Regions from separate parts of the Mus musculus genome. Here region 2 is linked to region 1. The links are chromatin contacts, found by Hi-C or POLR2A ChIA-PET in ENCODE. All regions are on one chromosome and are shown on one strand. Each heading gives the region's core, a stretch centred on a gene start or an enhancer-like site at or near the end of the contact. The rest is flanking DNA. Distances are from core to core; before and after follow the strand shown.

Region 1 (5,709 bases), core at 1,454-3,953:
CACCAGTGGATGTAGAGTCATTACCTCTGCTCCCCACTGTTTTGTAATTCATCTGGAAGGTCATATAGTTCTGGAGTTGGTACACGGAGGATGCGGTCTGTGTGTGTGTGTGGTCCCCACATCCGAAGCCTCCTCTGATTTGCTGATCTTTGTCTCTTATTTTTCTTTTCAGCCTGGTCTCCCGCAGCACTTCTCAGCTAATGGAGATTAAGGTTTGGCTCTCATGCCTACACTCATTAGAAGGAATTCTCAAGCATTTGTCTAAAATGAAGTCATCTGTGTGCTAGGCACTCAGCATTCATTGATGAGAAAATACAGACACAGTCCCTGCCTCCCCTGTGTGTGCACTGTAGTGTGAGCAGCAGACTCATACAAGGTACCAGACACGTTGATATTCAAGGTATTTATTTAAAACCACTGAGCTGCTAAGGAAGGTCAGAACTGAACATTACAGCAAACAGCCAGAAGGAAGCCAACAGGGCGCTGTAGTTGACACTTCTGGAGGGACTCTTCAGGCTCAGGACCGGCACTGGAATCTATCTCTTACTTTAACTAAGACCTAAACAAGGAGGGGAAGCCTAAAGATAAAGCCAGATTCACAGCATTTAAACAGGGAGAGATGAGGCACTCTTTAATCCAGGCCTCTGCGCAAACCCTTTCCAACAGGGAACAAAAGGAGTTAACTGTGCAGTGATAAAGACAAAGAGAATGGGTGGAAAGAAGAAGGAAGGGAGAAAAAGAAGAGAGGGGAGGAGGGGAGGGGAGGGGAGGAGAGGGGAGGGGAGGAGAGGGGAGGGGAGGAGAGGGGAGGGGAGGGGAGGGGAGGGGCCAGAAGGGGAGGAGAGGGAAGTGGGAAGAGAAAGGGGGGACAAGAGTGTGGGAGAAGAGAGGAGGGGAGGGGAGAGGAGAAGAGGTGAGTGGCCAGGAGGGGAAGGGAGGGGAGGGGAGTAGGGAAGGAAAGTGGAGGGGAAAAAGAGGCCCAAGAGGGTGGGAGAAGAGAAGAGGGCAGGGGAGGAGAGAGGAGGGAGGGGAGAGGAAGGGAGGGAAGGAGAGAGGAAGGGAAGGGCAGGTAGGGAAGGGATAGGGAGAAGGTTGCAGTCTCAAAGAGTGAATGCAATTTCACATGATAAAAGGTGGAAGGCTTGGCTGATCCAACTAAGAACATTGAACACTACTGCAGTCAAGTTACACTATCAACACACACCCCCCCTTAAAAAAAATCTCAGCAACTGAAGGCACTTAGTCTCAGAAAACCAAGGTTGGAAGTGTGGGGACAAGTCAAGAGATGAATCTGGAAGTCAGCGTGGAGCAGCGGAGGAGCCCAGACTCCCCTTCCCTGCTCTCTGGCAGCTGTTGGCCCTGCCAGGACTCCTGGGAGGTACTGTTCTCCACTTCCAAGCTGCCTGGCTCAGAGAGAGTGGTGGGGCAAGGGAACGGGGACGGGGACTGGAGCACAACTATCCTGAAAAATCACAAATCCTATATTCATTGAAGGGAGAGAGGCCTCTGGGTGAATGGGTGCAGGCCAGAGGAGGACATGGAGTCAGGGGTGCTGAGAGCACAGGCAGCCCCCCACCCTCCCTTCCCCCGTGCTTGTGAGCACAAATCATCAGGAGAGGTTGTAAATGCAGCCACGGAAGGGGTTTAAGCCATGGGAGACATTATCTTCTTTAGATTTAAAAAGTTACTCTGGTTGTAGAAAGGATGGATGGCTATACATTTTGCTGGGTCTTCTCATTAAAAAATCATGTATTCCAGGCCCTTGGAACAGAAAGCACCTTTGAGATCAGTTAGCCCAAACCATCCCCTTTCAAAGATAAGCAAACTAAGATGTAAGAAAATTTATGATTTGCACAGGGTCATATAGCTAATAACCGTGTGCAGCTTTTAAACTTGGAGTGGGGAGGTGACAAATGACACTTTTAAGAAATCTTTCCAGGCTCTGTTTCCCTTGGCCAGCCGTGGTGTCTCCCTCTGTTCAACTCTCATCTCACCTTCTTCGTCTCTGTTACACTAGTCATTCATTTGTTACCTTGACCGCAGTGCCTTTGATTCCTGCCTCTTGGGAGAGACGGCAAAAGCAATCTCAGGGTGCAGGAAGCATGGCTTCTGATATATCTGTGACCGGCAAAGTGGTGCACCCGTGTTGTTAAGTGAATGGGTGGGTGGATTCTCTCTCCTTATGCTATAAATTAAGTATTCAGTGCCTGAATATGCGTGTCTAGATTTAACTGCTATAATTAAGGAGCTCAACGGTGCTGTCCAGAAAATCAGCCAGACTGGCTGTGGGGTAATTATTATTACATTGCTGGATTCATCGCAGGCACATTTGGCACCCGCACCTAGACACCCGGGCCCGTGTTGAGAACTTGGCTGGAGATGAGGCTATGCACTGTGTTTTGGCTCCCGGTGAAGAAACAAGCTGCAGACCACAGGTCAGTGGTGATCTAAGTCTGTGCCAGGCCTTCAGCACACAGAAGACAAACATGACTCACTGTGTCTGGGATCTCCCCTGCTCACAGACCTTGGTTTGAGGTCTGACGAGGTCTGGAAGAGACTCAGGGGCAGTGCCTAACTCGGAAGGGTACAGATTGTTTTCGCTGCGAGGTGACACACATCAGCGTTGCGAAACAGTGGAAAACTGGCAGGAGAAGATTCGAGCAGCCCTGATGCCTCTGCTCAGATGTCGCTCTCCTCCTGCCTCTCACTCTGGGCTCCATCATTACAGGGAAGCCACTGTGCTTCGTCTGCCCCAGCTGCCAGGCTGTAATGGTTATCTACCGCTGTGAAGTCGGATGTCCACAGTTACTGGCTTTGTGCCACCTCGGTGTATTGTTTGGTCATGGTTCCGTTATCTGGGTGGGGTCCTGCAGGACACTCCTCCAATGTCCTTGTCTTTACCCAGAGCTTCCTCTGAGGCCGACTTCTAGCTAAGACACGGTGGCTTTACTTAGCAGTATGTCACCACATCTGGGACAGCTGACGCTATTGTGACTGGCAGGTCTCCCCCAACCCCTATCTGTTTCTCCACCTGGGCTCTCACACATCATCACATAGCTAGCTATTCAAGGGTCCTAAGAGGAGAAAAACAAAAGTATCCTGCCTCTTAGAGCACCTTTCTAGAACATCCACAATGTCACACTGGCTATAGCCTATTAGTGACACTAAACAGGTACCAGCCTAACTCTAGGGATACAGGAAATCAAGTCCGCATCTTCCTCTAAGGAATGGCAGAGTTTCTGGCCTTTTCCAGTCTCCTCAATTAGCCATGACACTCCTGAGTCTTCACTGAATGTCCCTTACTTCAGAAAAGCCAGGAATCTGGGGCCTGTGCCAGCTGCCTCAACTCCGACATAAGTTCTTCTCCTGTGTTTTTTCTTCAACTTCATGATTGTTTGTGGGCTCGGCTGCTCCCTGGTTTAACGACCACGTGACTTCTACTAGCATAAAAGTCTGTGATGTGCAGGAAAGAGTCAACTGGTGGGGCAGAGGGAGACTTCTCTCAAGGTTGCTGCTATTCTTGCAAAAGCAACATGCAAGCCTTGGCTGATACCTGGGAAAACTGGGCCTGGGGGGGCGGGGCAGGGGATCAGGGTCTAGAGAAACAGATCCAGTAGGATGAGCATATATGCAGAAAGATACATATCTATATCTTTTGATCTATCTATCTACACACATGTATGTATGTATGTATGTATGTATGTATGTATGTATGTATATGACACCAACTAACAGGATTGCAAATCACCAACAGTGATTCCGAAATGTACAGAGTAGTTTGGTGAGCTTTAGACTCAGGAGAGAAGCCCCGCAGTTCCAGCCCTTGGGCTGGCAGGGTGAACTGACCTTACTTAAGTCCAGGAGCAGTCTTGCTCAGGGAGGTGGCCTGGGCTTGGTCTCTGGCTCACTGGGTAGGGCTCATCTGTATTATTTCTAGCCACAAAAAAAAAAAAAAAAAAAAAATCCACTGGTGTGAAAGTTTATCTCTTTCTAACCCACTGGTGTGAATGTTTATCTCTTTCTAACTCACTGGTGTGAATGTTTATCTCTTTCTAACCCCCCTCTGAATCAATGAAAAGGAGCTTCGGCCTTGTGCCTAGCATTTGCCACAACCGAGAAGAACGCCATGGTGTGTCAACTGCATAAGGATTGGTTCAGACTGAACACCTGTGCTCAGAGTACCAAAAGGAATAGAGAAAGGAGTCTCCAGGCTGGAATCTCGGTAAGTGCTGGGTAGGGTCTGTGTGAAAGGCCCACAGTCAAGCACCTAGGCACCAAGTCCTGTGGGGGGGGGGGCTCCCTGACAACCCCCTCTTTCCTATTTGCTGTCAGAACTTATTGCCATAGAAATGGACCCATCTTAAGGGATACGCCTTAGTGAGGGCTCCTGGAAATTTGGCCTTGTTTTCTGCTGAGTTTGACCCAAGGACCTTTTGCCCTGGCTGAGTTTGTCTTGTATCTTTGTGGTGTTAAGAATCTTCACCACAGGTAGGACTTTCCTGCAGGGATTCCCCCCCAGTCTCCCAGGGCAAGTAGATAATGGCAAATTGTTGGCACAGGATATCACCAATTGTTAAGGCAACTGACACAAGAATATCATATCTCATATATTTGAAATTACCTGCAGACAGATTCTGTCTTAAATGTGCAGCTCTGCACTGTCGATGGGGGGAGGGGGTTGTCAATGTGGCCTCTCATTTAGAGGGTATTCTTGGGCCACAAATGAGGATGGCCATTTGAGAGGGTGGCGCGTTTGAATGAGAATAGAACATGGAGGTGGTGGGGCCTAGTGGCAGAGAACATTTTAGACCCTGGAGACATGGTTGGGTCTGGATTACGATTGTCCTGGTTGTAACACCATATGAACGTCAGTTTCCAGAACTGTAAGCTGGTTGGGAAATGCTCCTGAATATTATCTGTTAACTGCTTACCCTATCCTGGGGAGTTTCTGTATGAACTCACTTAAAACTCACCACAGTCCTATCCAGTAAGCATTATTTTAAACTGTGTTGGAAACTCAGAAATACGGAGGCAAGGAGGGGGTTGGGGTTGGGAGGGGGAGGGTTTTGAGGGAATTGTGCTAATACCCACAGCATTCAGGTACGGGGGTAGCAACAGGGGAGATTAAAAGAATACACACATACTAGCTAGGGGATCTATCAAAGTATCAAAACCATTTGAAGAATACAAATGGTCACATTTGAAGACAGAAGAAGGAAGAGATGGAAACAAGGTTACTACTTGCACGAAGCCCAGAGGTGGTCCAGAGCAAAGTGCATCCTGTACACAATATGCAACTAGCTGGATGCTCTGCTAAATTCCCCTCCATGCTTGACCTTGGGCTAGGAACTTCAAGTCACCACACAGGGAAAGGACACTGAACCCTAATAGGAGCTGTGAGCTCGTGCTGGAGTTGAAAGGATCTCGACCACTATTTTAAACTTATGATCTGGAGCTGTGGCTGTCCAGAGTCTTAGAAACCCTGGTTAGCGTTACTCACGGCAGTATTAAACAGCCCCAGTGACCCTCATAGCTGATGGTCGGGATGAAAGGCTGAGGAAAAAGAACACTGGTTTAAGAAATGACTACTGTCTTTTTCTAGGAATGGGAAAATGACCAGTATCGCTTGAGAGCCGGAGACTTGCTGCATTAGGCAATGGAGAACAGCTGGATGCTTGGGAAAATAAGTCCTGTTTTCACTCGCAGTGG
Region 2 (6,075 bases), core at 1,104-3,603, 160 kb after region 1:
TTGCTTAAATCCATTTCCTAGAACTTAGTCTGTCCCTCTGGCCAATCAAACAAGAATCAAAACAGAAGCCCATATTATGCGCATGTGTAAAATGCACGCATCAAAGAGTAAATGTACAATCTCTCTCTCTCTCTCTCTCTCTCTCTCTCTCTCTCTCACACACACACACACACACACACACACACACACACACACACACACACACACACAGAGGAAATGTGCAAACTCCTCAGCTAGGAAATGTCAGTGCACTCGTGAGAATGTGAAATTTCAGTCCCTTTGATGAAGATACCATCTTTCAGCCAAGCCCTGACAAAACCTTAGGTTCCTGTTAGACCCCTCCCTCGGTATTCATTTGCTGGGCTCCATCTGGAGGTATGGGGGTCTCTTCCTCTCCATCAGAGCTAAGCGTTCCCAGACTCAACGCCAGCCCTCGGTTCCTGCAGAGCACTCTATGTACAGAGAAGTGTCCCAACTCTGCAAAGGGCAGCTGGAAACGGATTTAAAACGGCAACGCTGACCAATCAGCACAGTCGCGCCCAAGCAGACATTTACACGTGCCTCAAGTACAACGGAACCTGGCAGAGCCTAGATCCCGGCGTTAGGGCTGTAAAGAAGGCGTTTTTATTCCACGGTGTTCCGTATCTTTGTAAGAAAAAAAAAAAAAAACTTCACTGGGTGAACATTTTTATTCTGGAGTCAGTCCAACACAATTTTGGGTGCGATGTGGGAAAATCTGACCCTAAGATTTTCTTTCTTCCCCCTTTCAGATTTGTGTTATTCAAGGATGAGAAAGAGGTGCCTTTTAGAACGTTTTACGCCTTTCAAAAAAGTTGACTGTGGCCACGATGGTGTTCACATAACTTAGAAACAGCCCAGGCTATAAAATTAGGACTTGGCAGAAAGGAATTCTGAGGGAGAAGGTTAAAATGAAGGCAAACTTCAGGCAATTGGTGCGGTGGAAGGATAAGTGATCGGTAATATCCCATAGAGTTATGGGCGTCCCAGCACGGGGGTGCAGCGCCTGCTCCAGGAGTCAGTCCTGGGGGAGGGGACCTCGATAAAGGAGCTGGCACACTCGGTGTTCCTGTGTATAGTGTGCAAGTGTGTGCTTTTGTTGCGAATGTGCTTACTGGCACCATCGTGTGTCTGGTAGTGTGTGCTTAAGCACGGGTTTGTTTGCATGCCTGCTTGCCAGTGAAGTGTGTGTGCGCGCACACATGAATTTTCGTGCAAGCTTGTCTGCGATCACACGCGTGGGCCCGTGTATCTTTGTGCACGCTTGTTTGTGCGCCGGCCCGTGCACTCTGGGGTGAGGGCATTTCTCAGTGGAGCGGGGGGGGGGGGGGGGTCGCAAGGGGCGCTCCGACTCCTTGGTCGCTCTTTTCCCGGGGCTGAAATAGTAGACAGCGGCGGTTGACCCTGAATGCTTCCGGAAACTTCGGGCAACCCTCGGTGGAAGCACAGGTAGAAGCCAAGCTCTCCAGGGTGACTCTGAGATAGTCATTTTCTTTCGCCTTCCTAGGACAGCCGCTCAGGGGTGGCCTCCAGCGGCGATCCGGCAGGAGAGCCTAGGCCCTGTCTTTTTAACCCCACTGCTGGCGGGAGCACGTGAGCCGGGGCTCCGGGTGGCAACCGGGCGCCGCCGCCTTCGAGGCAGTTGTGTTTCGAACGCTGCCTCTGGCCCGCGGCCAGGCGCCTGGGCTCGGCTGTCCGCCTGGCCTGCCCCCTCCTCTTGCTTCTCCTGCAGCCCCCTCCCCTTTATCCGCCCACGATCAGAGGTGGGCACTCCCCGTTCCCGCCACCCCCTCCGCAAGTGCGAGCGCGCGTGTACACACACGCACACGCACGCACACACTCATCCCTCTTGAATCCCGGGCAGGAACTCTGAAAACTTGCAGCACGGGCAAAACTTGGGCTCCGGGTGCAGAGCGCAGAGGCCAGCAGCTTGTCCCTCTGCATCTGTGCAGTGCCGCCGCCTGACCCCGCCACCCGAGGAGGCGCGGTGCCACCCACTGCTCTGTTCCTTGCTAGAGCTGAGCTGGGCGCCCTACCGGATCCTGGCAGAAACTTCCACTCTCTCCTCGGTTTCTGACCGCACTAGTCAGTCTCTATCTCTGTCCCGTTCTGTCTCTTTGTCTCTGTCTCTCTCTGAGTTTCTGTCTCTGTCCCTCTTCTCTGTGTCTCTCTCTGGCTCTCTGCGTCTCTGTCTCTCCTTCCCGCCCCCCTCCCTCTCTCTCCCTCTGGGGTGGGGGAGAGGAGGCGGAATTCTTTCCCCGCCTAACATTTCAAGGGACACAATTCACTCCAAGTCTCTTCCCTCTCCAAGCCGCTGCCGAGCGTCCCAGTACCCGCAACTCCCGAGCCTTTGCGGAGAGAGCAACCCTCTCCGCCTCCAACTCTTCCCTCTCCTTCGCTTCCCGCCTCCTCTCCCTACCTCCACCTCTACCTCCGCCACCCACTGCCCGCAGCGCCTCCTCCTTTCCTCCTCCTCCTCTCCTCCTCCTCTCTTCCTCCTCCCCTCTCTCTTTTTGGCAGCCGCTGGACGTCCGGTGTTGATGGTGGCAGCGGCGGCAGCCTAAGCAGCAGCAGTAGTCCCCGGCGCACTCGCCAGCTCGCCTGCTCTCGCCGCTCTTGCCCTCTCCAGCTCTCTACATCCCGTCTCCCGAAAGGTGCTGGGCGGATTCGGGGCGGCGGAGGCCGAGCGGCTGCAGCGGCGGTACCGGTAGAGGCAGTGGTAGCGGCGGCGGGAGGCAGGATGAGCGCACGCGGTGAGGGCGCCGGGCAGCCGTCCACATCAGCCCAGGGACAACCTGCCGCCCCGGTGCCACAGAAGCGAGGACGCGGCCGACCCAGGAAGCAGCAGCAAGTCAGTACGCCGACGCGGAGGGGCCACTCAGCCCACCCGCGACGCCTCTGCCCCCGGGGCCCCGCGACACGCCGGGCGACCGGAGCGCGGGAGCGCAGCGGCTACGGCAGCGCAAGCTAGCCCGCCTGCCACCCGGGTGTAGGTGGGGCGGGAGACCGAGTTCCCCTGGAGAGTGCGCGGCGCAGTCTCTCCGGGTACCCGCGCTCCCCGGCTCCAAGAGCTGGGGTCCCGCGGCGAGCCGTAGCCACCCGGTGGAGGTGGGGTCGCGCGAATCGTGGACAGGGACTTTCGCTATTGTGCGCAGCCCCGGAGCGGCGCGGCGTGGCTCGGGGGGGGGGCATCGAGCCTCGGGGGTCCCAAAGAATAAAAGCGTCGCTTTGTCAGCCGCTTTGGCGACTGGGGGGACTGGGGAGTTCAGGAGGGGCAGGACTGCGAGTCCGAAGCTCTTAGACCCGCGGCTTTCTCCGGCTTCTCGGGGCCGCCTTCCCGTAGGAGGCTGATGCGCCGCGGCCGCCCCCTCGGTGCCCTCCCCACACTCCATGGCCCAAGGCTCGCGCCCTCCCGACAAAGAACGCGTGCGGAGCCGACTGCCCGCCTGGTGCTCCTCCCGAGGATATTTAAATGCCTGCCGAGCTGCTACAGCCGCCGGGGCTGGCGGGGAAAGGATCCCGGAGGATCCCAGGCCCCCGCGGGCCCGGGAAACGCGCTTCGCCCAGGGAGCTCTGGAAGGAAAGTGCACGGTAGCCAGGGTCGCTTCCCCGCCAGGAGTCGGGTCCCTCTTTGGCTCCTCGATCCCGCTCCTCTGAGCAGCCCAAGTTTTAGCTTCCTCTTGGGCGAGTGGCTGGGGGCTGGGAAGGGACGGTCGAGGGGCACCCAGGACCCCGCGGAATGGAGGGTTTTGTCTGCGGATGCAACCAATTAAGAGTGCAAGCCGGCTGTTGCAGAGTTGTGCGCAGCGCCCAGGGCCGGGGGCGGGCGGGCGGGCGGGCAGGGGGTTGGGACGTTCGCAGCAATTTCCAAGCCTAAGGACGCGTCTATTGAGAACAGTAAAACTCCCTTCCCGGCCTTTAAAAAAAACCAAAAACTTCCCATTTTTTCTTTTGCTTTAAATCGCTTCCCTCGGGCCAATAGGCGGATTAGAAAATAGTCCTAAATTGCCCCCGTAGAGCTAGGTGGGAAATCGAAGAAAGTTTGTTGGTGTGTTTTAGAAAAACAAGGAGTGTACCTTTTGGGAAATCATCAAAGGAAACAAACTAATCTAGAGGCCGCCGAGATTTCCCGCTCTGCCCTTAGCGACACTTTACAGTGCTTTGGGATCCCGTTTTACACCTCCCAGGAAGTCTCCGCTCTACCCCCTTGCTTCCCACCAGCCACCCAGGTTTTCTGAATCCTACTAATCGCACCCCTCCCCCAAAGGCTAAAGGAAAACGCATTGAGATCCGGAGGCGGCTGGGAGTTTTTACCTTTGAGTGAAGGCCGAGTTCACAAAGAAAAATGTGTTTCCGATGTGTTTGCTCTAAGTGCCCACTGGCGCTGGTGTCCAATGGAAGTTTCTAAGCACCCCCCTCCGCTCTCCCCCTCCCCCGCTCTCTAGCTTGCGAACTTCCACGGAGAACGCTCCGGAGTTGTAATTAGTCTCGTTTAAGCACCCAATCTGAATGAAACGAGAGTAGATGATTCACCGGAGAGACGTTCAGCGTCCGCGGCAAATCTATCGCTTTTTCTTAATTGCCTGAGTATTGGCTACTTAGCCTAGCACCCAATAAAGTCAAACGTTAATATACCTGGTGACCTCGTGGCTGTTTCAATTTCTCTTTCCCAGATACTTGGATTTTTCTCCCCACTACCCCGTTTTTCTTTCCAGTCCACCCCCCCCCTCCCGCCCAAAAGTCTCTTTAAAAAAAGGTTTGAGGACAACATGTTTATTTTTGTAAAAAGATATTTAAATTTCGACTGAAGATCATGCCTGTCTCTCCAAAAGGAAGTGGAGAATTGAAGCAATTATCTAGATAATTCAAGCAAAACCTTCCACCTCAGATTTACCATAATTATTTGGAAATTTTAGGGGGTGTGGAATTATTCTGAGCTGAAGAGTTTGGATAATCGCTCCAATATTTCACTCAGACTGTGTGGGTTGAATCCTAAACCACCTGGAACACAGGCACATAGAGGTGACTGCAGCCCATGCTTTCTCTCTCTCTCTCTCTCTCTCTCTCTCTCTCTCTCTCTCTCTCCTATCTTTCCATCTATTTATGACAATTTTTGTTGTTTAGAAATACGTAGCAGTAGTCATATAAAATGTTTATTATGTAGATTCTACTTTGTACCTTTAAAAACATGTGCTTTTCTAGACTGTGCAGCTTGACCCGGGGCTTGCCATCCTTTTGATTTTGAAATATAATCCAGTTTTCACATGTAGAGTAGCTTCCTCCTTAAACACTGGTGTTCAAACTACGGCTCTGTGTCCCCTTTTGTCAAGGCTGTACCACCATCCTTCTCGAATGACTTCCAGCAGGTTGGTGAAGCAGTCCAGGCAGAGAGCACAGCCAGAGTCAGGGTGAAGTTCTTTCAGCCGCTCTAGCCACAACAGCTTTTCTCTCCTCTTTACAATCAGGAGCCAACCTGTGAGCCCTCTCCTAAGAGACCCAGAGGAAGACCCAAAGGCAGCAAAAACAAGAGCCCCTCTAAAGCAGCCCAGAAGGTGAGAATTCTCATGTCAAGTTCTTCCAATGTTATCAATGACTTCCATGTAAAGTTTCCATTCTAAATCTACAATATGAGGATTGGTCTCAGCTGGGTAACCCAAGACATTTTTTTTTTCCTGTATTTGTTAGATGGGTCTTAACCTTTTTCCCTCCCTCTTGTGCTGAGGCTTAGCTTAAAAGCTTCTTGACGCTACAGTGTTTTAGACAAACAAAAAGCCATCAAACAGTGTAAACCTGAAGAGGTGGGGGAGGATGGGGGGAGGGAGGGCTGGGTGGGACAGGGGCAGAAATGATATTGTTAATATTTACTTCCATGGTGAGCTAGTTGAGAATAAATCAAAGCTGGAGATTTTGACAGGTGGTGATATTCCTGCAATTTCCTCTGGGGAAAACATAATTGAGATTAATTTATTCAGTGCCTATTTACATGATGACTCAAAGCCACGCCCCCTATTAATGTTAAGTACTTGCCAAATAGATGCTAATTAAAAAGAAATCCAA

Evidence for each region. A loop is a pair of places that touch in the nucleus more often than their neighbours do. ChIA-PET counts read pairs that join two places held with the same protein, here RNA polymerase II (POLR2A).
Region 2: POLR2A ChIA-PET joins it to region 1 with 12 read pairs in Patski. The contact joins the promoter of Hmga2 here to the promoter of 4930471E19Rik in region 1. A Hi-C loop is called at or near these places in 1 of 37 maps with a recorded cell type or tissue (Patski). POLR2A ChIA-PET finds 5 or more read pairs at or near these places in 2 of 5 experiments (Patski and embryonic stem cell).

Annotation. Positions count from the first base shown.
Region 1 is chr10:120,633,101-120,638,809 of GRCm38, reverse strand. 4930471E19Rik (a long non-coding RNA gene) reads left to right here and starts at 2,703. Exons shown (of 2, transcript XR_003948971.1): 1 at 2,703-4,222; 2 at 5,603-5,679.
Region 2 is chr10:120,472,747-120,478,821 of GRCm38, reverse strand. Hmga2 (high mobility group AT-hook 2) reads left to right here and starts at 2,353. Exons shown (of 5, transcript NM_010441.3): 1 at 2,353-2,869; 2 at 5,484-5,570. The coding sequence starts at 2,759.